Regions from separate parts of the Mus musculus genome. Here all the other regions are linked to region 2. The links are chromatin loops, found by intact Hi-C in ENCODE. Cell type or tissue: heart. All regions are shown on one strand. Each heading gives the region's core, and the rest is flanking DNA. Links, peaks and the distances in the headings are about the cores only. Region 1 overlaps Stag2 (stromal antigen 2). Region 2 holds the start of Stag2 (stromal antigen 2). Region 3 has its middle 8.3 kb from the start of Xiap. Region 4 overlaps Stag2 (stromal antigen 2). Region 5 holds the start of Xiap (X-linked inhibitor of apoptosis). Region 6 has its middle 34 kb from the start of Xiap.

What was found. Peaks named below come from ENCODE experiments on the same cell type or tissue, not always from the same donor. Only the 100,000 strongest peaks of a DNase experiment are listed, where the experiment ranks them.
Region 1: a loop joins it to region 2, with 3 times the contacts of the local background. A loop is called at or near these places in 6 of 42 quality-filtered maps.
Region 3: a loop joins it to region 2, with 7 times the contacts of the local background. A loop is called at or near these places in 11 of 42 quality-filtered maps.
Region 4: a loop joins it to region 2, with 2.4 times the contacts of the local background. A loop is called at or near these places in 3 of 42 quality-filtered maps.
Region 5: a loop joins it to region 2, with 9 times the contacts of the local background. A loop is called at or near these places in 13 of 42 quality-filtered maps.
Region 6: a loop joins it to region 2, with 8 times the contacts of the local background. A loop is called at or near these places in 15 of 42 quality-filtered maps.

What each region holds. Positions count from the first base shown.
Region 1 is chrX:42,248,572-42,252,571 of GRCm38, reverse strand. It overlaps Stag2 (stromal antigen 2), which reads right to left. Exons shown (of 34, transcript NM_001290713.2): 20 at 2,497-2,567; 21 at 2,153-2,240; 22 at 1,971-2,051. Among named protein-coding and RNA genes, the nearest start is that of Stag2, 100 kb to the right of the region's middle. In heart, for the core only: a CTCF peak has its summit at 1,666 (motif pointing left); no DNase peak of the experiment used is centred there.
Region 2 is chrX:42,146,780-42,152,261 of GRCm38, reverse strand. Stag2 (stromal antigen 2) reads right to left here and starts at 2,108. Exons shown (of 34, transcript NM_001290713.2): 1 at 1,971-2,108. In heart, for the core only: a CTCF peak has its summit at 3,025 (motif pointing left); DNase peaks (open chromatin) are centred at 1,771, 2,091, 3,181, 4,011 and 2 weaker places; H3K4me3 peaks cover 3,214 bases; H3K27ac peaks cover 3,555 bases.
Region 3 is chrX:42,056,785-42,062,266 of GRCm38, reverse strand. It overlaps a transcript of Xiap not described here. Among named protein-coding and RNA genes, the nearest start is that of Xiap, 8.3 kb to the left of the region's middle. In heart, for the core only: no CTCF peak of the experiment used is centred there; no DNase peak of the experiment used is centred there.
Region 4 is chrX:42,228,195-42,232,194 of GRCm38, reverse strand. It overlaps Stag2 (stromal antigen 2), which reads right to left. Exons shown (of 34, transcript NM_001290713.2): 10 at 3,861-3,984; 11 at 2,973-3,071; 12 at 2,797-2,876. Among named protein-coding and RNA genes, the nearest start is that of Stag2, 80 kb to the right of the region's middle. In heart, for the core only: a CTCF peak has its summit at 1,961 (motif pointing left); no DNase peak of the experiment used is centred there.
Region 5 is chrX:42,065,526-42,071,007 of GRCm38, reverse strand. Xiap (X-linked inhibitor of apoptosis) reads right to left here and starts at 3,172. Exons shown (of 8, transcript NM_009688.3): 1 at 2,952-3,172; 2 at 2,526-2,651. In heart, for the core only: no CTCF peak of the experiment used is centred there; DNase peaks (open chromatin) are centred at 2,257 and 2,727; H3K4me3 peaks cover 2,810 bases; H3K27ac peaks cover 2,413 bases.
Region 6 is chrX:42,030,938-42,036,419 of GRCm38, reverse strand. No RefSeq gene overlaps it. Among named protein-coding and RNA genes, the nearest start is that of Xiap, 34 kb to the left of the region's middle. In heart, for the core only: a CTCF peak has its summit at 3,147 (motif pointing left); a DNase peak (open chromatin) is centred at 3,109.

The DNA of each region.
Region 1 (4,000 bases), core at 1-4,000, 100 kb before region 2:
GTGTATATATAATTTGTATAAATGAACTTATTATAAATATCAAAAAGCAACAATGACACAGGACTATAATACAAGGGAAATCAACAATGAAATTATAAACTCCATATTAAAAGAATAATAGAGAAGCATACTTATGTATACATATTTAAGTACAACTGTAACTCAATTGGGGAAAGAATAGCTCTAAAAGAAGAAAAAGGTAAAGTAAGAGGAAAATAAGAAAAATTGCATGTACTTTTTCATATTCAGAGTATAAATTTAAATACATACTCATAAATACACATGTATACAAAAGGACATTAAAAGAGAATGGGGAATATTTCAGGGAAGGAAGTGGACAAGACAGAGTGGGGAGAGGAAACAAGATGGAGGGAGAGGGGGCCAGGTAAAGTGCAATCGCCCTAGATTACTATAGCTAGTAACTTGACACAATTGGGGAATTGCCCAAAGCAGAATGGTAAGCAGCCATGTCTGATATGGGAGGACCCAGCCCCACTGTGGGTATTGGTATCCTTAGAGGGGTGTTCAGTAGCTAGTGAGCTACTTCAGTTCCTACCATGACTTCCTTCAGTGATACACTGTGGCCTGTATAAATAAGATACAATAAAGCCTTTCCTCCCTCAAGTAGCTTCTGGTTATGGTATTCACCACAGAAACAGAAGGCAAACTAGATACACATAAGTGAAAATGTGACAAAGAAAAGCATTATCTTGTAACTAAAGGTTAACAAAAAACAAATATAAAAACTTTAAAAATTGGCATGTTGATAATATCTTAAATGACCAGAGAACAGATAACTTCAATGAAAACACCAGCTCACAATGATTAAATAAATATTATCTATGATCATTTATTATTAGAAAGTGGAAAATTCATGAAAGAAAACAGAGTATTTTTCATTTCTTATTTGAGCGAGTGTCCCTTAATTGTACAAACTACGCCAGGCGTGGTGGCGCACACCTTTAATCCCAGCACTGGGGAGGCAGAGGCAGGCAGATTTCTGAGTTCGAGGCCAGCCTGGTCTACAAAGTGAGTTCCAGGACAGCCAGGGCTATACAAAGAAACCGTGTCTTGAAAATGAGCCCACTAAGAATGATTATCTTCAATTCAAACACAAAACATCTCTTGGGGGCCTGGAGAGATGGCTGAGTAGCTGGGAGCACTCGTTGCTCTTTCAGAGGAGTGGGATTCGATTCCCAAGGGATATCTCAACTAATGGGTAACCCCAGGTCCAGAGGATCTAACAGACAAGCAAGTGATACATATATGAAAGGTAGCACATTGAAATACAAAACTTAAAAAAGAAACCTTAAAAAAACTGAATTTGAGAAACCTTAAAAACTACAAAGGTGATCTCAAAAAAAAAAAAATAATCAGTGTAGAAGACAATTTAGAGAGACCTGGCTAATTATCTTCAGTTTATGAAATCCATTCACTTTGTGCAATTGCTTTAAAGGTTCTAGGTCAAAAGTACTCAGCCGTTCTATAAAATATATCTTCTTCAGGCTGGAGAGACAGAGCAGCACATAAGAGCACTGGCTGCTGCTCTTCCAGAGGTCCTCAATTCAATCGCCAGAACCTACACAAAGGCTCACAATTATCCATCTTTAACTGTAGTTTCATGGGATTTGATGCCCTCTTCTGGTGTACAAACATGCATGCAGACAAAACATCCGTACACATAAATAAATCTTTAAAAATTACCTTCACATATTTTAAGAATTTAACAATATTAAGAATACAGAGTCAAATTATGTAATATTTTCATGTGAACAAACTTTAAATCCGGCAAAATCATCCCTTGACATAAAACATATCAATGTTTCATTGAATATGCAAACTAGAACTATGACTACATAGAGTAAAGTAGAAATACGTATGACTTCGCTGACTTTGCTCTTGCTAAAAGTCTAAAAGGGCTGAAAATCAGGGGTACGAGTTAGCAAGAACGCGGCTGAAATACCACATACCTTTGTAGACGTGCTTTCAGTGATCTTAGCAAGCTGCCAAAGGATTACATAGTGAGCACACTGCAGTGCGTGAATAACAATCTAAAAAAAGAAATACAGGATGAGGGGTGAAATTAAGTCACAACCTTTTACTGTCAAAGTGCAGCATAGCCAGTAGATATGTCACAGAAATAAATAAAAACCTGCTCAGGCATATCTCCATTTTCGATTCCGGTTTTCAAGAGTTTGTAATTACAAGCGAACAAATCCCACTTTGAAAGATCATGAGCACTGTAAAAAAAACAAAAAACAAAAAACAAAACATTCAAATTTTAAAAACTAAGCCTAAGCATAGTTGTTTCAGAATATAACATGCCTTCTTAAAAAGAAGAAGAAAAAGAAGAGGAGGAGGAGAAGGTGGTGGTGGTGGTGGTGGTGGTGGTGGAGGAGGAGGAGGAGGAGGAGGAAGAGAAATTGAAAGCATAATAACACACAAAATACACAAGGTTATTTTGCTATATATCAAAAACTCACAGATCCAACTTACTTATGAAAAGCAGTGATCCTCTTCAATGTTGACAATACCTGATATGCGTCATCTTCATCAGGTTCTTCTCCCTATGAATTATTAATTACATATTAAGAAAAATGAAAATAATTGCCCAGGTGGTGGTACATGCCTTTAATTCCTGCACTCTCAAGGTAAGGATCTCTGTGAGTTCGAGGCCAGCATGGTCTACAGAGTGAATTACTGGAAATCCAGGGCTGCACAGAGAAACCCTATCTCGATAAAACAAATAATAATAACAACAATAATAAGTAGCATAATGGTACTGTTAATTCCAGTACTTGGGAGGTAGAAACAGGCAGATCCTTTGAGTTCAAGACCAGTCTGGTCTACAAAGTAAGATGCTGTCTCAAACACACACACCCACGCATGCATGTACGCACGCGCGCGCACACACACACACACACACACACACACACACACACACACACGAAGTTAAATACCAAAGTTAAACTATTTCTCAATCACTTTGGTTCAGATCAAGTAAAGAACTACCAAGTAATAAATGCTAGGCTATTGAAATGGTGATGTCACCTTAGGAGAAAAAAAAGAATATGGCAATAAAACACAAAAAGAAGCTTCATCATTCAAGACCTATATCTGCCAAATTTAAGACAATGTGGCTGAGTCAACATAAGATTGTAAACCGTGGCAAAAAAGGAACAGGAGGAAAATAGAATATTGTCCTCCCATCTCCTATTATGTAATACAAACAGGAAACTATTTAAAAATTTCTATTTCCCAGTACTAGATGCTCTGCTAATAAAGAAACACACAGCAGATGACAAGCAGGAGGCCATATAATACCAAAAGGACTAGATTAAAAGATAGTACCTAAAAGAAAGATATATCAAAACAATCACTCATAAATGAGGCAAATCCTATGACATATATAAGTTCTGACTGTTCACACTTTGGAAAATATTATGAACCTAATTATCTATAGTACTGAAATCTAGAGTGCTAAATACATCACTTTATACTTTAATTTTTCTTAAAGATAAAAAAGAGTTAAGAAACTATTATTGATTTAAAATTATCTTGTCTTAACTACAGTTAACTACTTAACTACTCAAGCAAGAACACAACTAGTAAAATGTGCCAAATGAGGTAACTGTGTATGAAAATATTTACAAACTAGGAAATCTGGAAATGACTTGGGGGCCTTCAATAACAAAGTGGTATAGAAGAGGTCCTAGAAGGAAGTTCTGGCTGGCCTGATAGTCACTATGTAGTTTGAACTGGCCTCAAACTGAAAATTACTCTTCTGTCCCGGGTTCCAGGATGCTAAGGTTATTATAATTGTTAGCCAGTGCATCCACTCTTATTGGTGGACAATAAAAAGTTCACAATTTCTAACTGCTGTGAACAGTATCAAGAGTAAGTGTGTGCTGGGCATAGTAGCAGACACCTTTAATCTTAGCATTTCAGAGGTAGAAGTAAGCAGATCTGTGTGAGCTCAAAGCCAGTCTAGTGTCAATAA
Region 2 (5,482 bases), core at 567-4,566:
AGAGAAGGTTGGCAGGAAAGTGCTGCGAGGACAGTAACAAACACCAGCAAGCTCCCGAGCAGGCCCTGCTAGAGCCAGGAATGACGCACTTCGGTAACCCGACTCTTTCTCCCCTCCACCCCCCGCCCCCAGCAGCGGTGCTGACACCGCCAACAGCCCGGAGTAGGAAAAAAGACAACAGAAAAAAAGGCAATGCTTGGACCGCACTAGGTTTCATTAAGAAACCTCGATTATTCCTCTTTCGACACTAGCCACCAGGACCAAACAGGAAAAGAAGCTTCGTGCTTAAGCAAGTCCCATCATGGTGGTTTAAGTCACTAAATTAAGCTGATAATGAGTCCAATCCACAGAGACATATATACAGGGTGTGGCTGCTGTGAAATACGGCGGTCCGTGGGAGAAAGGGGGTACGGAATTTACACTCCAATGTGAAGGGAAGATGGGGTTTTACCAGGGTCGAGGAGGAGGCGGCCCGCGCATTTTAAGGAACCATTGCAAACCAACACAAGCGTCTCCTTTACTTAAACCTAACCCCACAGATCAAAAGTTTCTGATAGACATAGCATAGAAGCTGGAAATAATCATTAAATCAAAAACCACGACCCTCAATTTAAAAACTACATACAGAAGAAAGGAGGAGGGAGAGGGAGGGAGTAGGCAACAACATAAAAAAACATCCTAGGCCACGGAGAAGAAAGTCTCCCAGACCGGATGAAACTACTAATGCAATATTAAAAATTCAAGTCGAGCACCAAAGCCCGAAAAAAAAAAATCACACGAGAACCCATTACCGTTGAGGATTAAAAATAAAATGACATATAACACCAAGGAGAAGAAACTAAATGCCGAAAGTACAGCGGTTTATCAAAAAAATAATAAAAAAAATCAAAACTAAAGGCAAAACAAGACATTGTCGCGGCGGGAGGGAAAGGGAAAAAAAGGCCGAAATCAACAATACGTTTACAATTCTAGGCCAGAAGAAAATGGGAACGGGGCTCAAAGTTTTGCGGAACTACTTGATGCTGTTTCCCACACCTTCTCTCTCCCATGGCCCAGCCGACCCTTTTTCTCCTAAAATTGTAGTCCGCAGATCTCCGGATACGTGAGAGAAGAAAAGAGAAAGTCGCCCTCAAGCAAGAATAAAAGTGTGGAGGGAAAACAGAGGCTGCCTACCTGGGGCAAGGATCAGCTCAGTTCGTGCCTTGAGAAAGACAGTGCGGGTGGGGGTGGGAACGAAAAAGCAGCACTAAAACTAAAACAAAAGTGGCGCCAAAACCCCCCAACAAACAGCCTTCCACTCCCGCCCTTCCCCCCCCTCCGCCCATGCCAGGCAGGCAGGGCCCCCTTCGGGGCAAGCTCTACGCGCTGGGGACCGACGCCGCCGGACCCCAAACGATTTCGAAAATTGGTGCCCTAAGAAAACTGACCGAAGTCGGGGCCTCGGGAAGGATGGAGAGATCGATGCCAACCGCTTTGCCCAAGCAGTTCCCCCACCACGCGCTGGAGATGATGGGGCGGGGGAGAGAAGCCGAGGGGCCCGTCACATGAATGTTGTTCCCTCTCTAGGAAGGGAGGAAGAGAGGGAGGGAGGGAGGGAGAGAGGGAGGGGAGGGAGGGGAGGGGAGGGGAGGGGAGGGGAGGGGAGGGAGGGAGGCAAGGAGGGGAAGGGAGAGGGGAGGGGGGACGAGGGAGGGGTGTGAGCAGAGTAGATTTTCCCTCGCCTCCCTCGGTCCGAGGCCCAAATAGACACAAACGAGCCTGCTCGGCCTCCCCTCCCCCCGGGTTCCCAGCACCACCATCTTGCTCGCTTCCTTCCCCGCACCACCACGGCGCGCTCTCCCACCGCCACCACCACCACCCCCCCTCCCCGCCACCACACGCCACCGGGCCGTGGCCTCCCCGGGTTTGCCCCTTTCTTCTCCACCCGTCCCCCCCCCGAATCCCGGCCAGGGATGGCACCCCCACCCCACCTCCAGTCTGGGGGGCTCTCGTCCCCCTCCACGGGCTGCTTAAGAGGCCCCGGGAGGAGAGGAAGCGAGCGAGCAGGCTACGCGGAGGCGCCGAGCCTCCATCTTGCGCCGCTGCGCGTTCTCCATTTTGGGCCACCCGTGGGGGGGGGAGCCCCCTCCGCCGAGGTCCCCGGGGGAGACTTGGGCGAGGGAGGCGAAGGGACAACCTTCCAGCGAGGGGAGTGAGAAGGGAGCGTCTTGCGCTAAAAAAGCGGCTCCGGGAGGAAGGAGGCGGGGAGGGGACGCAGGGGGCGACTGCAAGTTCCTTGGAAGTGTTGGGGTAGCGACTTGGGGACGGAGAGGACAGGCAGGGGGTGACGCGGGGCCGGGGCGACGCTGGCTCGCTCCCCGCCCGGACACGGCCACTCGCTCGCTCGCTGCCCCGCGCGGGGCCCCCTACGAGGCCGCGGCCCGGCCCCGGAGCGCCCGGCCTTCTCGGCTCCCTCCCGGCCGGCCGCACGCTCTCTTCGCCCGATCGCAAGCACACACACCTCACGGTGGGCCGCGCGCCCTCCGGGTGCCCCTCCAAACTTCTAGAAGCTTCGCCTCCGCCATTTTATAACTTACCTCCCCCCTCAGCGTCTACAGAGGCAGCAAGGAGACTGTTGGCCTCCCCCACTCCTTCCTTCTTTCTCAGGCCGGGGGCTTCTTCACCCCTGGGCTGGTACAAGATTTTTCCCCCTTCCTCTTCTTTCCACCCTTGAGTTCTACTGAGGGACGGAAGCTCCCGCGGGTCTAGAGCCGTGGGGGGGTTTGAAAGTGGCGGTCGGATCCGGCGGGGTGCTTTTTTTGTTTTGTTTTGTTTTTTTCCCTTTTTTCTGTATTTTTTTTCCTTTCTTTTTTTTTTCTTTTCTTTTTTTTTTTTTTCTTTCTTTTTTTTTTTTTTTTTTTTTTTTTTTTTGGTGGCGCTTCGGGATTGTTTGGGGTGTTCGCTCTTCGGCGACTTGGAGGCGAATGGAACGCGCAGGCGCCATCTGTCGGCCGCGAACCCGCGGCCCAGCTCCTGTTGGGAGGCAGCGGCATCTAGCGGCGGCGGGCTGCCATTGCGGCGCGCGCCACGCAGCCCTCCCACCCGCCAGCCTCCTCCCCGTGTCGCCGACCAATCGCCGCCGCCGGACTCCCCGCTTCCGCGGCTCGGACGCCTCCTGTGAACGGGGCGCCCGCAGGGGCGCGCCGCCGAGTGGGGTAAACAAGCTGGCGTGCCCGCGCCTCTCTTACTCAGCCGTTGGGACGCGCTTCCGCCCTGCGCGGACTGGCTGAGGGCCCACGGCGCCACCGAGGAGGTCGCCGAGAGGCCGGCGACAGTGTCCACTGGAGCCCCGCCGTGGGAATTCCGGGGCTTCAGCGGGCCGATCGTCCGGCTCCCCGCCCCCTGCGCAGCCCTGGCAGCCCTGCAGGCTAGCAGCACCCTTCAGAGCTCTCCAACACAACCCACCCCAGTAAAGGGCCACTTGTTCCCAGATCTCTGGTTTCCTCACGTCCTTTCCAACACTCCTCACACTTCCTCCCCAAAAGACCCAACTAGGCCACTTGATCCCAGCGAGAATGGATAGCTTGGCAATTTTGCTTGCTTTCTTTTTTCCTTCGAGTATGGTTTAAAGATTCTCTTTATCAGGAAGACTACGGGTGGGGGGAATTACATATAATTATACATATATATGTGTATGTGGATATATAGATATAATTTTCAACTCACTATTCCTGATCCATAAAAATGTGAGCTCCATACTCAAATTCTACTAGACTTAGGGAGCTGGACTACTAGGCTAATTGGCCGCTCAGCCGGTTTTATAGGTGACTTTTGGGGGCGGAAGAGGAGATGGGACCAGACAAAGTGGCGTGAAATCCACGTGCAAGGACAGGGTTAGCAGGGGACCTGTGGAGATTACTAGACACTCACTGCTGCCTTGTGTGGAGGCGGCCTTGCCACATTGTTAACAATTACAGTTCTTGGTACTTCCTCATAGCCCTCCCACAAGTATTTTGAAGTACAGAAAGACCTTTTGCACCCAGTCCAACTCCCTTGACTCTTTATCACCCTTGGGTGTTTATTGTGAGGATATTTTTTCTTTTTGTCACTTCATTTCCAGTCCACCCTACATGACCTTTGCCTAGAGCACTGTATGCGGGGGTGGGGGACACTCAGGAATGGCCTGTCCCTGCCAAACTTCTCTTCTCCTAGGACAGGAAGGGAACTATTAATAACAGTGTCTCCATTGCTGTTACAGAACTTCCTAGCCGCCTAAAATAGCCTCAGATTAAGTAGTATTTGTTCCATTTGTTTTACATATGGATTTAAAATACCTTCCTCCGTATTAAATTGTTTCAAATAAGTAATAAGACAAATGGAAAATATTATGAGCTGAGGAAATGGTGACATTACACCCAATCAGGAATCACAGGGCATTCCTGATGCAATATAATGATGACTTTCAGTCCTTCAATTCTACTCCATATGTGTGGTCTATGTCTTAGTAGGTCTTCTCCCATCCACTGATCTTACTGGTCAGTTTCCTTGGAACTTCAAGAGTTATGGTATATTTAATCAAGTGAGCAGAAGCAACTAAATGTCAACAAGAAGTAACGCCTTAAATGTTTTCGCTTACCAGTGAAGCATCGGAGGGGAACAGCATTCAAACCAAAGTTTCCATTTCTCTTCTAAACCAATTCTTTGCTAGAGTTCTGTGAAGTTTTCAACAAACTGAAGTTTCACAATGGCGCGGCTTAATAGGGAGCATAGAAAGTTTACAGTTAAAACAACATTCAACTGGAAGTAATAGAACAATTGGGCTGTGAGGCAAAGAGTCTTACAGTAACTAATAGTTCGTTTGTGTCCGTTCTAAGGAAATGCCTGTTTTAGTAGTAACTGGAAACTTGATGCCCTGCTCCAAACAGCACACCATATACTTTCCCGCACGTTTTAGAAATTTAGGTTCTGAGTTGTCTGCTTTAAGTCAAATTGAAAAGTTCCTCTTGAAATTTGCTTTCATTTTGAGAAAAACACTGCTGAAAATTAGTAACTGTGGCATAACATCAGAAATTAACTTCGTAGCAAATGTCTACTAATACTCAGCAGCATTCACAGTTGGCTCTTTTTGCTGTCTTTCTTTCAAAAGAAGTCAAGCCCCAGTATCAAAACTCTCAATCTGCGGGGCGTGGTGGCGCACACCTTTAATCCCAGCACTTGGGAGGCAGAGGCAGGAGGATTTCTGAGTTCGAGGCCATCCTGGTCTACAAAGTGAGTTCCAGGACAGCCAGGGCTACACAGAGAAACCTTGTCTCGAAAAAAAACACAAAACAACAAAAAACAAAAACAAACCTCTCAATCTGTTCCTTCAAGGATCCTAAGAAGTAACGTCTATTTTGTATAGGACTAACAGACCTGCAGACTTCGTCCTTCCTTTTTGAACCAAAAACAAAAATTCCTTTCAGGTGTCACTGATGTCAAACTGTCTTTTGGTGGTGATTCTTTT
Region 3 (5,482 bases), core at 839-4,838, 90 kb after region 2:
CCAGCCATTTTTTTTTGTGTTTGTCTTTTAATAGACTTTCTTTTATTGATTTTTTGACAATGTCATACACATAAACAATGCTCCCTGGTTATATGCACCCAAATCCTCTCTCCCACTTCCCAATGGAACTCCTAGCTCCTCCTTTATCCCACCTTAGGCAACTTCAACATGCCCATCCCCCACTCTATGTCCTCTCAGCTAGTCTCTTTTCTTGTTTTATTATTTTATGTGTGTAATGTTTTGCTACCATACATATGTCTGTTCACCATGTGCCTTCCGGGGGACAACAGGGACCAGAAGAAGGCACTGGAACCACTGGAACTGGATTTACAGGGGTTTGTAAGCTGCCATGTAGTTGCTGGGATTCAAATCTAGGTCCTTTGGAAGAGCTGTCAGTGCGTTCTATTTTCTTTACTATGTATTTCTTCCTTCAATCCATGCTAGAATAAAACCTTCAAGAACAAAAGGATCAGGAGCAGGCATGGTCCTACACTTCCATAACCCCAGTATTTATGAGGGCACAGCAGAAAGAGCAAGAGTTTGAGGACAGCTCCACTATGTAGTAAAACCTTGTCTCAAATAAAAATAAAAATAAAACAGGGACTGGAGAGATGGCTCAGTGATGAGGAATGCTTTCTGGATTTGCAGAGGCCCTACATTAAGTTCCCAGTGACTCAAAACCATCTGTAACTCCAGTTGCTGGTGATCTGATGCCCTCTGCTTGAACTTTCATCAAATGGTACACATGCACTCTTGCAGGCTTACATACAATTAAGAAGACAAGAAAGGAAGAAAACAGAAAGAAAAAAGAGCAGAGCTCTTTCTGTTGTTCACAGATACAAGTACTCACAACAGCATTTGACATAGTATGGGTTCAGCAGGTATTTATAAAATGAATGAACAAACATTTCATGACTATTTCATACTCTTGATAAATACTTATTGTCTTAGTTAGGGTTTCTATTGTTGTGAAGAGACACCATGATCCCAGCAACTCTCATGAAGGTAAACATTTAATTGAGGCTGGCCTACAGTTTCAGAGGTTCGTCAGTCCATTATCATCATAGCAAGAAACACAACAGCATCCAGGCAGGCATGGTACAGGAGGAACTGAGAATTCTATATCTAGATCTGAAGGCTGCTTGAAGACTGTCTTCCAAGGCAGCTAAGATGAGATTCTCAAAGCCCACCCCAACAATAACACACTTCCTCCAACAAGGCCACACCTACTCCAACAAGGCCCCACTTCCTAATAGTGAGTAACACTAGGCCAAGCACATTCAAACCACCATACTTAGTGAGTTGTCTGGTGGGGGTATGATGTCTACATTCTGTGTCCAGAGACCCATAGAAATGTTAAATTAGAAAAAAAAAGTGTATTGAGAGCTTACCCTTCCCTGTACAAGGATATTTGTTTGGAATTTGTCTAAGTTAAGGAAAATATTGGAGAAAGGTATACAAGGCACTAGAGTGCAACTGATGAAAATGACAGTGTCCAAAGTTAGGCATGATGGCATACACCTGTAATCTTAGTATTCAGTGGGTGAAGACAGGAGAGCCAGAAGTTGAAGGCCATCCATGGGCTACCTAGTAAGTTTCGAGCCAATCTGAGATACTAGACCTTACCTCTAAATGAAACAAAACAACAACAACCAGAAAAAAGAAAAGAACAGAAAAACCTGCGATTGGCCCTGTCTTAGTTAGGGTCTTACTGCTGTGGATAGACACCATGACCAAGGCAACTCTTATAAGGACAACATTCAGTTGGGGCTGGCTTACCATCAAGGCAGGAGCATAGCAGTGTCCAGACAGGCTTGGTGTAGGAGTTGCTGAGAGTTCTAAATCTTGTTTGGAAGACAAACAGGAGAAGACTGGCTTGCAGGTATCTAGGACGAGGGTCTTAAAGCCGACGCCCACAGTGACACACTTCCAACAAGGCCACACCTCCTAATAGTGCCACTCCCAGAGCCAAACATATTCAAACCACCACAGGTCCACTAAATGACTTGAGCAGAAATTTACTACCCTGCCACTCAGTAGGAAAAAAAATGGATGGCATACGGATTCATAGGAAATGAGGGAAAGATAAAAGATAAAATCAAGTGTAACCAAAAGCCTTTGCTATAAATAGGAGAAAGGACACGGCTTTGGAGACTAAAGGCAGAAGATAGAAAGAGAATTGATAGTAGTCACCAGACCAGTGGCAACAAAGTTTTATCTAAAGTAAAACTTACCTGCTGAGAGCACTCAGAATGGCTTAGCATCGAAACCTTTTTGCAAAACAATATATGATAAAGCCCAAATATAATAGATAGAAAGCAGAACTGCTTTGAGTGAAACCATGTGAGTGGAGTAAGCCCAGACTTTGCCCTTAGAACTGTTGTTCTGTGTCCTTTTACAGGAAGGGATACATACCTGCCAAGGGTCATGTTGGTATCAGTCAGAGGACCGCCTTTGTGAAGATCATTCATGTTAATCAGTTGGCATTTACTTTCCTGCCCTGTGGCTTCTTTCTTTCCTTTCCTTTCTTTTTTGATTTCTCCCTAGCTCTCTCGCTACCGCCCTTGTTTTCTCATTCTCTCTCTTTTCCATAGCAAGCTCTCATACTGTAGTCCAGACTGCTTTGGGACTCCTCCTGGGATTACTCCTGTTTCAGTTGTTTCCTGACTTTCTGGGACTATAGGTGTGGACCAATCACACCCAGTTGTCTCCTGACTTTTACTCTGATGTCTGCCTTGTTAACCTTTCCCACATTCTTTGTAACTGCAATTTCCTCTCTTTGTGTAGTCATAAAATGCCCTTATCTTGTGCTGACAAACCGCTGTCTCTCCCAAGCCCTCCCTTTCCTTCCCTGCCTTTATCTTCCAGGGAAGGGGTCATACAGTTTGGGGGTAGGGGAAAAGCTCCTAGAGTCATCTCAAACTAAGGGGAAAGTCCCTTATATTTTATATACTGGACCAGTCCTATGGCTATCCATATTCAATCTCTTCAGTGTTTAAAGAGCCAACACTATCAAAACAGACCCAAGGTCAGGGAATCGGCCCTGTGAGTCTGGATTCAGGGAAGGCAAAATCTACTGGAGTTACTGGATAAAAGATCCAGGAGGAAAGCTGACTTGTTGGGGGTCAATATGGACAATGGGATGTGTATTTAGATGGGAAGAATATGAACTAGAAGCCAAAGAGCTGATTGGGTTCATATCTTAAGTGTAAATAGTCTCAGTTAGTGTCTGCTAAGTGCTAACACTTAGACACTGTGGTCTAAGTGTTCTTTTTGTCTGTTACTTTTTTTTCCCCCATTTTAAAATGTTTACTTCTTTCGGTGATTGTGATTGTGTGTGCGTGTGGCATGTGAGGATGGGTGTTTGTGTGCAATGCTCTGGGTTTGGAGGTCAGAGAACAACTTTCAGGAGCTGATTCTCACCTTCCATCATCTTTTTTTTTAAAGATTTATTTATTTATTTATTATATGTGAGTACACTTTAGCAGTCTTCAGACACACCAGAAGAGGGCGTTGGATCCCATTACAGATGGTTGTGAGCCACCCTGTGGTTGCTGGGAATTGAACTCAGGACCTCTGGAAGAGCAGCCAGTGCTCTTAACTACTGAGCCATCACTCCAGTCCCCCCCCCCATCATCTTTTTCAAGAAAAGATGTATTTATTTATTTATTTATTTATTTATTATATGTATATGATTATACTTCGCTGTCTTTTTTTTTCTTTTGATTTTTTTGAAACACAGTTTCTCTGTGTAGCCCTGGAACTCACTTTTTAGACCAGGCTGGTCTCGAACTCAGAAATCCGCCTGCCTCTGCCTCCCTAGTGCTGGGATTAAAGGCGTACACCACCAAGCCTGGCCTGTTTGTTTTTTCAGATAGGGTTTCTCTGTGTAGCCCTGGCTGTCCTGGAACTCACACTGTAGACCCAGGCTAGCCTCAGAGATCTGCCTGCCTCTGCCTCCAGAGTGCCGGGAATTAAAGGTGTGTGCTGCCACCACCCGGCTTGGTCCTCAGAATTTTAAAAAGGGCTGAAGATATTACTCAGTGATAAGTGCTTATCTATCTCATGCAAGGACCTCTGCTCAATTCTTAGTACCTGGGGTGGAGATATGGAGAAAAACCGGACTGCACCAGAATCAACTAGAAAGGGCAGAGGAACTAAACTTCTCCCTAGAACACAGCCCAGAGTGACTGAATCTGAGTCATATCCTGGAATTAGTCCCATCAGTTTCCCAAAAGATCTTCCGGTGATTCTGACTCACGAGCAGGCTTCAGAAAAACTGGTCTATAGGTTAAAGTTCAAATCCTTTACAGAGCCATGTATGGATGCAGTTAGTTGTATCTGCCCCAATTTATATGTTGGATCCCTGTCTCCTAGAATTTAAGAATGTGACTACATTTAGAGACAGGGCCTGTGAAGATGTATCTAAATTAAAGTGTGGCTGTCATAGTGGAACCTAATAATACCTGATTGATGTCTTTATAATAGGAGAGGAGGCCATTAAAAGAAATATCAATGATGCACACACACAGTGACCATATGAATGCCTAGGAAAGAAGGTGACAAATGTGCACGCAAAGAACCAAGGCCTTAGAAGAAAGTGAACTTTTTCACTCCTTGACCTGAGACTTCATCCTTAGAAAACAACAACAATGACAACACGACTTCAAGTCTTCTGCCCTGATACCAAACAAGTTTTGTATCTGGTATTTTTTTGTTATGGAAACTCAAATGGACTAAGACAAAAATTTTGAGTCTGGCCCAAAGTAGTTCTCCCGAGCCTCTGCTGCTCTTTATATCCCCTCCCCCCACCCAGTTGTTTTAAATATTGAATCCTCAGGAAACTCCAACTGTCGGTCGCCAGGATTCTATTTAGTGAAATGGTATTAACAAATTACGCCTCTCATAGAGGTTACATGAAGAACAGATGTGGTCATCTATTGTTAAAATACTTTTCATGATATCTGTTAAAGAAAGGCTGTATCGTGATGGGTAATGATGACCCACTGCAACGGAATTTTGCAGCAGAGGAAGGAAGTTAGATTCAGCTTCAAACAGAGGAAGGAAGAATAGCCAAGGGAAAGGCTAGGATCAACAAATGGAAAACTGCCAAGAGGAAATGTCAAATCTAGAGGAGTTCTTGCTGGGGGCTGACCAGAGTGATGAGCACAGAGGGAGCGATTTGATCAGATACTGAGGGCAGTGGTTGCTAGAGACTCAAATTCTTAGTAAAACTGGACTAACTGGACTTAGGACACGATCCAGTGTCTGAGAGGAGGCAGACCCCAGTTTGATTAAGGACAGAGCCTTTGTCACTTTGTCATACAATTAACATAGTATGAGCACAGTAAAACACACAGTAAATGCCAGCAGCTCCATTTCTATGTGTTATTATGTTCTGACCTGAACTTAAATTCCGCTGCTTCATTTACCCAATTCTCGGTTGTCCTTCAAGAAGGGAAGTTTTAGCAAGTTGTGATGC
Region 4 (4,000 bases), core at 1-4,000, 80 kb before region 2:
ATCTACACCTGTCTCAGCTGCCTTGTCTGGCCTTAGTCGGAGATGGCGGACCTAATACTATAGAGACATGATGCCAAGGGCGGGGGGATATAGGAGGGGGGAGGCACTCTGTCAGAGGCAAAGGAGAGGATGGGGGAGGAGAACTATGCCAGGGGGCACAGGAATGGGTTTGGAATGTTAAATAAAATAATAATAATAATAAAGTGAGGAAATCTCATTTAAATATGATGTCTCTACAAAAGACTAAATATATTATCTAAGGTTAATTTCTATTTTCTTTGGGGTTAATTAAAGAGCTGATCTATAATTTTTGGCTCATTTCCTATGAAATTTCTGTACCTTAAATTCATGTCCTGATGCAAATATGTGAATTGAACTAAGTATATGACATACAAAGCAAGCAGTACACTCTGGAGCTATATTTTTAGCCCTCTTTCTACTTACAGAGAGAAATGTCACCTTGTCTCCCTCAACATCTCATGTACTAGAATTACAGGTCTGTACTATCACACCCAGATTACTCGGTTTCTACCCATCCCTCAATACAATATACTTCTCTCTCTCTCTCTCTCTCTCTCTCTCTCTCTCTCTCTCTCTCTCTCTCTCTCTCTCTCTCACACACACACACACACACACACACACACACACACACTACTAGCTATATTTTTTAACCAAGGATAAGCTATAAGCTATCCTTATCCTTCAGTAGACTCGTAACATATATGTATATATGTGTGTGTGTATACACACACACACAGAGAGAGAGAGAGAGAGAGAGAGAATCATAGTGTTTATTTTTTAAAAGATTTATTTTTATGTATGTGAATACACTGTAGCTGTCTTCAGACACACCAGAAGAGGGCATTAGATTCCATTACAGACAGTTGAGAGCCACCATGTGGTTGCTGAGAATTGAACTCAGGACCTCTGGATAGCAGACAGTGCTCTTAACCACTGTCCCTCTCTCCAGCCCTACTTTTATTTTGTTTATTCAAGCAACAACAGAATTTTAATGTTACAATAAAGTACAAGATGTAAAATTCTATTGGGATACTCCATTTTGTATTGGAATTCTGATGGTTTACCCTTTCTCTCCACACACACAACAGGTGGATTTCTGAGTTTGAGGCCAGCCTGGTCTACAGAGTTCCAAGACAGCCAGGGCTATACAGAGAAACCCTTTCTCCTAAATAAATAAATGAATGAATGAATGAATGAATGAAAGTAATAAAAAGAATAATTTTTAAGTATCTCAACCTAATATACAAGGACTTGCTAAGTTATGATAAATATTTCAGGAAGCAAAAAACCTATCCCTGGTGAAGACACAATGTTGGTGGGAAGGGAGAGCGAAAATAGCCACTCTAGAAACACTATGGCATTTCCCAGGAAATTAAACACTCTGCTCTAGCCCAGATAATACAGTCTATGGAATACCATGTGAATGGTTCAAGGTTCAATTCCCAACAACACCATCCCCAATACCTCCAAAATTTGCAAAGAATTACTGTACCACTTAGCAATTTCTTTTCTGGGTATACACAAAAGAACTGAAAGCAAGGTCACATGTACCAAAACAACTCTGCTAATAGATACAAATTTTTAATAGCCAAAGTTGGAAAAGAACCCATGGTGCCATGAACAGATGAATGAAAAAATGCAATATGCTATATGCATACAGTGAAATAGTATCCAACAAAACGGGAAGTAATTCCTGATACATGTTTATGTGTAGCAAATCAAAGGACAAATATTACAGTTGCATTTCTATGAATATCAAAAACAGGCAAATTCATTCAAATAGAAATGACAAGTTTTTATGAGAATCTGGCAGGTAAAAGAAGAAAAACTACATATCTAATGAGTACAAATCTAATATACAGGGCTGGAGAGATGGCTCAGAGGTTAAAAGCACTGAGTGCTGTTCCAGAGGTCCTGAGCTCAAATCCCAGCAACCACATGGTGGCTCACAACCATCTGTAATGGGATCCGATGCCCTCTTTTGGAGTGTCTGAAGACAGCTACAGTGTACTCACATATATAAAATAAATAAATCTTAGAAAAAAAATTTTTAAAAATCTAATATACAATGATTTTAAAAGGTTCAAGAGATGAACACAGGTGACACTTGCCTAACTATAAAAATGCCTATTGCTACTGATCCTTATGCTTAATAGTCAAAATGGCAACTTCTATATTCTATATTTTTATTGCAATTGTTTTTAAAACGTGGGAAACATTTATAGCACCACTATCACATATTAGTAGAGTATTATTAAATTCAGACTTATTTACCAGTAGTATAGAAGCATAATAGATATCAATAAATGTTCATACTTACAATGTAACAAAGATAATACATACTTTTCTCTGTTCACTGAAAAGTTTAACTTTATTTCTATAGCATCAAGACCAGCTAAAAAAAGAGAAGACTCCCAAGAGAATTGGAAGAAATGAATTCTCAACTATAATTTCACAGACTCAAGAGTTCCGTCTTCCTGTATTTTCTGAACTTTACATGAAGAAGTTAGAAATTTCTAGCTGGGGTTAGTTCTCAGCTAGAGCCTAAAGTAGAAAATACACCTGAACCCAGGAGTCTGCAACCCCTCATAGGAACATCATAAGAAATCTATGGACAGACGGACAGATGGGACAAATGGATGGATGAATAAAACTGCTAACTTAAAATGCTATGACGGAAGCTATTAAAATTTAGGCATAAATGCATGTGAACCAAGCATACTTAAAGTACTATCAAAATATCTGGACACTAGTAATAAAGAAATATATACTTACTGTAAAACAAGAGTGAGTAACTTTATTGCTTGTACTGCAACATCATATTCTTTGTCAAGGGTCATAGACACAATTCTATCCTAAGGAAAAAAAATTTGTAAAATTTGTATTTGTAAAAGAAAACAAGAAAGGTATTTCAAATTACAAATAATTTTAAATACTTGATGAAAACTAACCTTGAATCGACTGGTAAAGAGTTCCAGTTTGGAATTAAGTTCTTTGTTATAGTAAAGCCCTTGTAAAGCAGTAAGACATTTGAGTCTGACTTCACCTTGCTAGAAGAAATGAAGAGAAAATATATTCAAAATCATGTATTTCCAAGCTCAAATTTTAAGTATATATTTTCTACTTAAAAATATAAACAGAAACAGTAATATTTGACAATGAAAAATATATCACTTCAAACATTTATTACTATTTCTGTAAGTTGATAGTATTTCTCAAAACTTTATGAAAGGAAAACTATTGTGAAAAGTGATAGATAGATAGATAGATAGATAGATAGAAGCATATTTCATTACTTGTAAGGAACTGCTCCAAGGTTAATGACTTAGCTTAAAAATGATAGTTTAAGAAAAAGAAAAACCTGTATTAAAGTTCAGAGGCCCAAGTTTAAGATGTGATTTGACTAAGATACAGGTTTAGTATTATTATTAAGATAAAAATTAAAGAGAAACTGAACTGTGTGGGGCTGTAGGTAGAATACAAAGTAGTGTCCATGGCTTAATGGTCCAGGGGAATTTGTGCTACTGACCAAGTTTTGACAAAACAGATAAAAAAGAATAAAAACAAGATTTTCAAGGGATGTGGCCAAAAGTACACATCCATGTGGATATCTTTTTCTTTTTCTCTTTTAAACAGTACCTCTAAGTAGTCCTAGAAGTTCTAGGGCTGACTGTGTAGATCAGACTGGCTTCAAATTCAGAGAGAACCTCCTGCCTCTGCCTCCAGAGTGCTGAAATTTACCACATGTACCACCACACCTAGCTCAGATACTTAAGTTATATATGAGAACTGTATACTCATATCTGCATAGATGGAGGAATCAATGGGGCAAATCTTACCTTATCATGCATAGTCCAACCAACATATTTTAAATAGCTGTCATTAAGGAAGGCATCACTATACATCTTCATCCAAATGCCAATCTCTTCAATGCATATAGCTCTGATTTCAGCTATTGCATCCCTAAATGGAGGAAGGG
Region 5 (5,482 bases), core at 628-4,627, 81 kb after region 2:
GCCACATAATATAAAAGTTGTATTAATTCTGATTCCGCTTGTACAGGTTCCGATGGTGCCCAAGCTAGCTTTGAACTCTTGATCCTCTTCTTACCAAACGCACAGGTTACAAATGTGAACCCTCACTCTGTTTTATTATTTTATGCATCTGGGTCTTTTGCCTGCATGCATATATGTGTATCACATGCAGGCAGTGCTCATGGAAGCCAAAAGCAGCATTAAATCCTCTGGGACTGGAGTTGCAGAAGGCTGTGATAGCGTTTGAATGCTGGGACTAGAACCGGGGTCCTGTGCAAGAGCAGCCAGGCCATGCCAGGCCATATAAACAGTCATCTGTCCAACCCAGCTTTGTTTTTGAGGCAGGATCTCACTACACAGCCCAGGCTGACTTGAATTTGCAATTCTCCTGCACTGACTCCACAGTGTTGTTGGGATTACAGGTGAAAGCCACCACACCTAGCTTTCTTTCCCCTTTCTCTCTCCTATTAGTGTATATTCATTGTACAAAATAGTGGGTTATGTTAGTTTCAAAATTACATCATGTATTTTGATCAAATTTTAACATTTTCTTTGATATGCTCAACAAAACAAACAAACAAGCCCAGAGCCCTATACATGGTAAGCAAGTATTTACTGTACTACATACACCAATACAATCTTTACAGGCATAACCTTTTAAAAATAAGTTTAATCCAAAATGATTCTGTAAGTTAGATTTATCTGTATGTCAAATTTGATATCTGAATTTCATAGTTTCTACACTATTTGATAATCAGGAAGCTTATTCTTTAAAGATAAAGCCAAAGCTTTTTAGCATTTCTCATGAATACAGAACAGTAGGTAAAAGCCAAAAGAGAAACATAAATACAGACCTGTTCTGTGAAGACGAAATAAGCCATACTGGATTTTACAATAAAAATTACTGATAAGTGGATGTTCATAAATACCAATTGCAAATACTTATGTTGATATACATCTATGTGAGCTTTAAAACTTTCTAGAATAAGATCAAACTTGTTTATAATATTCAAACATGTAAGGCACAGGAGAAAAGCAAAGTTTAGTTTTCCATCCGTCTTCTTCAGAAGTAACCAGGGTTACCATTTTTTTTTATCTCTTTCATGGATCCATGTGACCCAATCCAAACAGCTATATAAGCTTATGTTTCTGTGTCTGTAGGTAGAAATCTATCTGACCTAAAATGTTTTCCATTCTTAAGTTATGGGGAAAACAATCCCTGACTCAAGTTTCACATACATGTTTACTACACTGAAAATGACAGAAATGTTAAATAGAATATACTTAGATATTTGCTTAGAGGTTATATTGAAGCAACAGGAGTGGGGTGGCCAGGGAGCTAGAAAATCTGAATTCTAATCTAACTAGCATGGCTAGCATGGTAACCTTACACAAATCATGAAACCCTGAGCCTTAGTTTCTGCTTTGTAAAACAAAAGAGTTGAGCTGAGATCCTTCCCAGCTCAAAAATGCTATAATTCTAAGATGGCCGGCTCTTAACAGTGTTCTCTTGAAACTGGCTACAAAAAAAAAAAAAAAATCCTATTAAGGAGAAAATGAGAAGAATGAAGAAACACTGTAGAACTTTCCAGTCTTTAAAAAAAAAGACATTTCTAGGATTCATTCACTATCAAGGTATAGCTAGGATGTCAGAAGTAGTGCCATAATTGTACTTGAAGGTAAAGTTGTAGATTATTACAAACTGATAGGTTTAGTCTTCCCCAAGGCTTATGTTCTCCTTTTTGGAGATGGAGTGAGCCACTGCTTAGTTTCAGCAATCACCACTCCCTTCCTCCCTCCCGCCCCTGCTTAAAAGAAAAACACCCCACAACTCAAGTAAACTGTGGAGTTCAACGGAGTTAAAGTAATGGAACTGAAAGTCATAAGTGACATTTTTTTCTCTCAGAAATATGCTGGGGAAGTGACCAAGGTGACAAAGAGGCAAAAATTACCAGCTACTTCCTCCTCTGGAAGCTCTTTGGCCCTCATTCTTTAGGGTTCACATGCCCTTGCCAGAAACACACCACCCTGCCCCATACAAGGTATCGAACTGGGGGGGGGGGCAGGGAGGTTGATCAAATCTTTTTTTTTTTTTTAATTATTTTAACTAGATTTACCTTAGGTGTCACGAAGTTTAAGGAGGCTGACCCGAAGGCTTGAAGCCAGCCCCCCTACCCACGGCTTCCAGGGGCAATCCCGGGGAGCCTGGATAGGGAGCCCAGTCCAGCATTCCCCGCGGGCGGGCGGGCGCGGCCTTCCCGCCCAACTAGGCAGAGCTAGCCCAGGCGGAAGGGAGGGGGAAGAAATGGAGGGAAGGAAAAGGAGGGAGGGAGGAGAAGGGGGGGAGAAGGAAGGAGGGGGGAGGAGGAGGAACGCGGGAGGAGGGAGGAGGAGGGAGGGAAGAGCAGAGCAGAGGAGAGGAGAGGGAAGAGAGGGGAGGGGAAGGGAGGGGAGGGGAGCAGAGGGAGAGGAAGGGAGGGCGGGAAACCCACAAGAGCTGTACCCACCGCGCCAAGCACTCCAGTCCTAACTAAGCGCCGCGGGCGACGGGTTCCCGAGGGGAGGGTCCCGGAGGAGGGGCGGCCCGAGCCCGGATCAGGAAAACACAACTCTGCTGGGCGGCGGGCCCCGGCCTAGGAGAAGGAAACGGAAGTCACTATGTCTGTCTCCCTCCCTTCCTTCCTCCCTCGGCCTTCCCAGGCAGGACAGTCCCATCGGATAAAACTCGAAGACCGGAACCAAGTGCATCCACGTCAGGACTTTTAAAAAAAAAAAAAACTCAACCGGTGCAGCCCGCCAGCTTCCCGGGCTCGCCCAGCCACTGGCCTCAGGCCATGTCCTTCCCACCGCCACCCCCATCCCCTCCCCCGGGAGCTCCGCTCCCGCCCGGCAGAGCCCCTCCTTCTTTCCCACTCCGCCATCTTCCAGCCTACCTCTCTGGCCGAGCGGCCCTCGATTAGCGTCGCGCCCGCTCGGGGGACCGCCAAGGTCCCGCCGCCTCCCAGAGCCGGAAGGGGACATCGAGAAAAACCCCAGTCCTCATTATGCAGCCCAACCCCCCCCCCACCCCCCAACCCCCGCCTCCCCAGCTCCAAGCCAGAGCCTGACCCAGCGGCTGCACATGCGCACAGGTCACTTCTCAGTCCCCGCCCCCGACTCAAGCATTTCCTCTTTTAGCATCCAGGACTTTTTCTCTCCCCCCTCCCCACCGCCCCCCAGCTTTTACCTGGACTCTAGGGTGAGGAGTAGGGGAATACAGGTAAGAAGATTAAAGACCAAGGGGAAAAGGGCACAGTACATTGAGCTCTCACAGGATACCAGGGACTCTGCTAGGTATATAACATATTCCTCAATGTTATTTTGAAAACCATGGAAGGCAGAACACCTCTATTAAATTCCACCCTACAGAGGAAACTGAGCCCCGGAGAAAATAATTATCCCAGTATCACCCACCCGACAAAAAAGTAAACTGAGATTAGAGAATCGGTTGTTTCCAAATAGAGGAAGCTAGAAGGAATGACGAGACAGGGAGACAAAAAGAGGGTGAGAGAAATTTGTGAAGAACAAAGAAAAATAATAGAACAAAGATGGAAAAGACACAAGAGAAGATTATACAAAATGGTGATCATGCTATATGCTTGTAGGGTTGTCAGATAAACCTATACTTAGGTTTCAGGAACTTTGACTCTTAATGGCTAGTGTACTAAGATGGATTGGGTATATTTAAAAGGAGAAGACCATGGGCACCATCTGCCTGGTTAAATAATGCTGTCCTTGATGAAAAGGAACTTGGAAGAGAAGACAAAGAAATGTATTTGGTTCTTCAACTTTTGCCAATGTAATATTCCTTCTAATGCAATCTTTTTTAAAAATTATTACATTGTCTTACTGTATGAGGTCAGAGGGCAACTTGAGTCTGTTCTCTCCCAGCATGTGGGTTCTAGGGAAGAACTAATGTCCTCAGATTTGGTGGTGATGCCCTTCCCCACTAAGCCATCTGTGTCCCAGGCCCCCTGGGGTGTACTCTTACAGCTCTGAAAATTGCATCTGACTTATTACAATGAAGGTAATTCCAAGCGAGGGCTGGGAATGAGGCTCAGTAGTAGATCACTTGTCTAGCACATACAAGGTTGAATTCAAACCCCACCACTGCCAACAAAACAACTGCAAGCAAATACTGATCTCACCTGTCCAGCACTCTTAAATAAGCAAACCAACAAAGCTCCATCTTTATCAACAGAAGGGTCAGAAGTTCAAGGCCATCCTCAATAGGAAGTTTGAGGCCAGTCGGAGATGCAAGGGACCCTGTCTGGGAAAAAAAGAAAAGAAAAAAAGTCCCAGGCTACCCTCATTTGTCTTGATATTGTCCACCATCAACTCATTTAGAAGAGGCTGAAGTCGCTTGTACCTGTCTCTGTAGGAGCTGAACAGTATGACTCAACCCTAGGTCTTTCTGACCATTGCCCAGTCTGATTTCTCTGTTCTTAGGCTTGCTCCGCCTCCCCCCCACCCCCATCTAGCTTGCCTGAGGCTGAGTTAAATCTTTCCATTTTGACTTCAGGATAAGAGTTAATCATCTTAGCCTTAATTAAGTTCACTCTCCTCCAACACAGTGCTATGGTGTCTTCTAAGGGAACTATTTACCCTGCCCCAGCTCTTACCAGTTTGCCTGCCCTCTAGTAATTTATTGAAACTAATTTCCTTACCTGAAGATTATATTTTCTCAGTCTCTGTAATCTTTTATTCTTTAAACTTAAGGTGTCATTATAGAATCTTTATTATTGTAGTTTTGGGCTTTTTGTTTTGTTTTAGTTTGTTTTGTTTGTTTGTTTGTTTGTTTTGAATCTGGGTCTCACTAAATAGCCCAGGCTATCTCAGAAGTCATTGTGTAGACCAGGTCAGCCTGAAATCAATGAACGTTATGTAGCAGTCTCTGACTGCTAGGATTGCAAGCTCCAGCTATGTCACCTAGCTTGTACTGTTTGGCTTGGATTTTTTGAATCAAGACCTCATGTATCCTAGGCTGGCTGCAAACTTGCTATGTAGCCTAGGATGACCTTTAATTCCTGTTCGTCTTGCCTGAGAATTGGGATTGTTCCACCACGTTTGGTGAGATAAGGTCTTGATGTGTTATGTGTAGTCTTGTCTGGCTACATATTCCAAGCTGGGCTCAAATTCATGGCAATCCTCTGCCTTAACATGCTGAGTGCTGAGATGAGCTTAATTAAGCCACTACACCCAACCAGCTAACACAGTTTTTTATTGTGAAATATATGTAAATTTACTGTTTTAGACATTTGGTTTTAACCATTGTAAGTGAATGAAGAGGAGGACATGACTACAGTGTGTATGGTTAAGGAGAAGGATTTTAGTGGAGACTTCAACCAGAAGCATCTGGAAAAGTTTAGCCTGAACCAGGCCATGAGAGGAGAGAGGGGGAAGATGGAAAGAGAAAGAGAAGAGG
Region 6 (5,482 bases), core at 914-4,913, 120 kb after region 2:
TCCTAAAGGCATTTATAGTAAAGTGGAAAGGGCCAGAAGGCTGCAGCCTGAACCATGAGGGGCGCTTCTTGGGGTGGGGGGGAATGTCAATTGAAACTATGTTTGGGGGGATCATATTCGGTGACTTTATATTTTATGGAATATCCATTTACACAAATTTGAACTTTGTAGTCACACAGAACTTTTTTTTTGTTTGTTTTATTTTGCTTTGTTTCTTTTTTCAAGACAGGGTTTCTCTGTATAGCCCTGGCTGTCCTGGAACTCACTTTGTAGACCAGGCTGGCTTCGAACTCAGAAATCCACCTGCCTCTGCCTCCCAAGTGCTGGGATTAAAGGCGTGCGCCACCACTGCCCAGCTCACACTGAACTGTTGTTTTATGAATATACATATTCTACATGAAAGTAGTTTTGCGTTCTGCAGAGACAGGGCAGCAACCGCCATTTCTCATCAGAACCTGGGAAGCAAAAACAAACACTCACAAAACCAACCAACCAACGCTACCACCAACACAACAAAAACTGCCTTATGCCATTTTCTTAGGAGGCAGAGGACAAGGTCTTCTGTCAAACTCAGGTGGGGTATGGGTCCAACGTTTGCTTATGTGGGTACCTACAAGGTTAGGGCAGTGTGAGAGAGTAATTTCCCTACAACCCTATTTCTTTTTATCATTATTATTATTATTATTATTATTATTATTATTATTATTATTTTGGTTTTTCGAGACAGGGTTTCTCTGTATAGCCCTGGCTGTCCTGGAACTCACTCTGTAGACCAGGCTGGCCTCGAACTCAGAAATCCACCTGCCTCTGCCTCCCAAGTGCTGGGATTAAAGGCGTACGCCACCACAGCCAGTTTCTTTTCATCATTATTAATTATGGCCTGGAGAGATGATGGCTCAGCATCTTGTGTTCTGTTCCTAGCACATACATGGTGGTTCACAACTACCTGGAAGTTCTCCAAGTACCAGGTACACATGGGTGCACACATAAATGTAACTCAGAACACTCATATGCATACAAACAGCTAAAGAAGTTTTAAACCATTAACTTGAAAGGCAGTTTTGCGCAGGGAATACTGACAACTTTCACCCCTCACTTCCTTATCTCCCCACAGAAGCTTTCTGGCTCTTTCATGACTCTTTGTTTTGTGATCCACTGGGATTAACCAGGGCTTTCAGGGCTGACCTCGGATTTGAGGTATCTCTTGAAGCCTGGTGGACTTGGCAATAGGTACACAATTAAAGATGCTGGCTCTCCTGTTGGAAGCCGCCCTCACATTTGCCATTATAAGATGGCGCTGACAGCTGTGTTCTAAGTGGTAAACATAATCTGCACACGTGCAGGGGCAGTTTTCCCGCCATGTGTTCTGCCTTTCCCGTGATGACAACTGAGCCGATGGGCTGCAGCCAATCAGGGAGTGATACGTCCTAGGCGAAGGATAACTCTCCTAAATAGGGACGGGGTTTCGCTTTCGTTTTTTGGGTTTGAGTTTTGCACTCTTGCTCCTGAAGATGTAAGCAATAAAGTTTTGCCGCAGAAGATTCTGGTTTGTTGTGTCTTTCCTGGCCGGTCGTGAGAACGCGGGTAAGACTCTCCTTCTTCCAGGGTCTTGTCAATAAATAGCCAGTATTTCATAGGTAAAGAGTGAGGTCCTGAGAGCCCCTCCTCCTTCCTTGACTCACTGAGAGGGCTTGTCTTGTATGTATCCACTACAAGTAACTAAGTTGTCAGTCAATAACTGGAGCAGTTGTATACAATCTAAAGACTGGCACTTCATATCCCTTCATCTTAGCTGCCAGCTATTCCAGACTTCCTGTCCCCCTTTCCACAATGCTCCTTGAGCCTTGCAAGGGATTATATGTCTTCTTTAGAGTCGTGTCCACAACAAGCCTATTTCTTAATTGTTGATAGTAAGGACAGCAGAAGTCTTGGGTGGAAGGAAGGATGCAGCCCTCCCTCACTACAGCATGATTTGCAGGAAATAGGAGAAGTTTTGGGGTAACGGGCTGTTAGTTCTTAGCGTCTTTATGTTGCTGTAGAAATTGATTTGCTTCCTCTAGCCACCACGTCATTGTCAAGAGAGAGAGAGAGAAGGAATTAATGGTAACTTGACAACTTTGGCCTTTGCAGTCTGATGCTTTCCGTTTTTGTTATTTTGTTCTTTCTGGAGGACAGGTTTCCCTTTCTCAATCAACGCCTCCGGATTTTCTCAGAAGGCTTTAGGCTGGTGTGTAGCTGAGTGGTAGAGTCTTGTGCTTAGCATATGAAAACACTAGGCATTCCGTTCTCAGCACCAAAAGAAAACGTTGAGAAGAGATCTTTTCTGTGTGAGGGAAAGAGCTCTTAAAAAGTGGTTGGGCGTTACCAATGGTTACAGCCACGTCTCTGTCCAGATAGAGCAGACTAAATCAATATTTCCTCTTCAGAATGCTGTCTGAACAAGGCCTATTCCTGTTTGGGTATGCCACATGTTATAAGACATTAGGAAAAATTAAGGCTAACATTCACAAAGTCAATAACCCACAGGAAACCTGTGGATTGCTTAAAAATAAAATAACCTGTTGGAAGCCTGAAAAAAAAAACGCCAACGTTAAAAAAATACTAGGCACTTGGGAAATTAAATATGCAGCTTAGTTAGCTGCAGAGTCAAAGAAGCTATTGTAAAAAGGAAAAAAGATGTCTTTCAAAAATGGAACTTGAGTTTCTGACGGGGAGAATGGGAGATTAGAGGAACGTGGCAGCTTGGATACTAAGGGAAAATACATGAACTCAGAAAAGAATGATGACTCCTTTGCTAGGGACTCTAATTCTTCTTTCTGAAACACAGCTGAGAAAATGCCAGCTAGAAAATCAGTGGGATTAAAGAGATGACAAGGGGATGGGATGTGTGGCCACGGGCTGGGAGGTGGTGTTTTCAGGTTGCTGGTGGCTTAAATGAAAGGGCTGAGATAAAGCCTTGTGAGAGGTGACTGAGTAAACACGTCTTATCTTTCCTTCTCTCGCAGCCTATACTTTCTCCTAAGGGGACCAGGGACAGGACAGGGACAAATAATTGCGTCCTTGTACTTTACCCCTTGCTGGTGCTGGATCGGACCATCGACTAGGCCACGGCTGCCTAGAAGGGTTTAGCTGTGGGAGGCTGCCACCTGGTGGTCAGATATGGGAGGTGCAGAAGAATTCATAGGGGCCTCCTACCTTTTTTGTTTACTGGCCATCTAATGTGAGCTGTTTGCTTAAAGGAATTATCTCATTTAAATGTCATGACACATAATCACACCTATCACTCCAGCACTCAGGGAGCTGAAACAGGAGGATTGCTTAGAGTTCAGACCTGAGCTAGAATATGACACCTTTAATTAAAAAAAAAATGGAGGAGGTTGGAAATACAGGTCAGTTGGTAGAACGCCTGCCTGTCATGCATAAAACCTTTGGTTCAATACCCAATACTTCAGAAAACAGGTGTGATGACATACACCTATAATCCCAAGGCTTGGAAGGTAGAGGCAGGGTCAGGAGTTCAAGGTCATCCTTGGCTACTTCAAGACTAGCCTGGGCTATAGAGGACCATGCCTCAGAAAACCAAAAAGTAGAAATAAATACCAAACAAAAAATCCAATAAAATTAATTAATTAAAAAAATAAGCCTGTCTCATAGCAATCGTAGTAGGCTTGGTGGGTGAGACCTGGCATGCCAATCCTTGGGAAGCAGAAAGAGAACTGCCTTGAGATCCAGGCTAGCCCAGATGACAGAGCGATACTCTTGTATCCAAAACCAAACCAAACCCCCCCAACAATCTCTTACTGTGGGTATCACTGTCACTTGATACATGAATGATCTATATTAAACTGTTAAGGTAATTAAAGTTATTAGTATATAGCTCAATTGCTATAATGCTTGTCTAGCATGCTTGAGAGGGGCAAGAGAAGTGCCTTTTATTTAGGGCTATATGAAGATGAAAAGGATGAGAGAAGAACTGTCACCAGTGAAATGATGTCTAAAAAGAAGAGGAAGGAGTCAGGATCCATCAGCATAGAGGCTGTAGTTGTACAGATAAAATCCAAGTCATAACTGTGGTTAACTTTCCTTGGGAATGGTGGAGTTTGCAAAGTGGGGAGTACCTTTAAAAGGCTGAAAGGTAAAAAGCCCTCTGTAGTAAGCTACCGTTTGAGTCTTGACAATTAAAAGATGGGTGTGTGTGCACATGCTAGAGGTGTTACTATATGCCTGGGTATGTGATGCTAGGGACCCAGCCCAGGGCTTAGTACCAGTGAGGCGGGATCCAGGAGGAAGTGAGGAAGGCAGAGTCATGAACTTGGAAAACAGACTCTGCACCAGCAAGTGGCAAGGTACAGGTCTACTTGACTGAGCAGCAACAAGCATTTCTTTGTTTTGTTTTGTTTTGGCTTGTTTTTTTTTTTTTTTTTTTTTTTTTTACACAGCCATTGGTCCAATGGGGAATCAACACGAGCTCTGGAATAGCCAACCATCCACTGGAACTATGGGGAGGTTCCAGGCTGCCAGCACCAGAGGACACTTCCATAAAGCCAGCGGAAGCAGCCACCGCCCTATTCCCGGCCCATTCTGGGGTTCCACTAGTTTGCAAGAATCCTCTATTTTGTGGCACACTGTATGTCAGTGGACATGGACACTGATACTCTTAAGGCAGTATGGAACCTCCCTCACTGTCCGCAGAGCCATCGCACACGCAAGGTCCATCCTTAGCCCTGCTCAGCAGTTCTTTGGATGGCAGCTCCGATCTTCCTTGGAAGCTTGTTGTTTTCTTTTATAATCCCTGTCTCTCATTTTCCTTCATGTAAACATGTGTGTGTGTGTGTCTGCTGGGAATAGAACTGAGAGCTTTGCACATGCTAGGCAAGTGTTCAGTCAGGGTTTTAGTTGTTGTTGTTATTCTTGTTGTTTTGTTTTGTCAGCTTTGCAGGAGGAATCTGGGAAGAGGAAACCTCAGTTGAGCAAATGCCCCCATCAGGCTGGCCTGTAGGGGACTTCATGAATTTTCATGAATGATGTTTGGTGGGAAAGAGCCCATTCTACTGTGAGTATTGCCCCCACTGGCTAGTGGGCCTGGATGGTATAAGAAAAGCAACTGAGAGAGCTATGAGGAGTGAGCTACTTGGTAACATTCCTCCATGGCCTCTGGTTTAGTTCCTGGGTCCACGTTCATGCCTTGAGTTCCTGCCCTGACTTCCTTTAATGATGGACTTTAGACTATAAGATGAAATAAAACCTTTGCTCCCCAAGTTGCTTTTAGTCATGGTGTTTGCCACAGCAACAGAAAGGAGACCAAAACAACATGTGCTGTACCACTGAGCATATCTACACCTTCTTAGGCATCTCTTTTTAAAAATTTAAATAAGATTTATTTTTCTATGTATGAGTGGTCTTCCTACATGTATGTGTGTGTACCATAAATCTGCCTTTTTGTCCCCAGAGGTCATAGGAGGGCATCAGATCCTCTGGAATT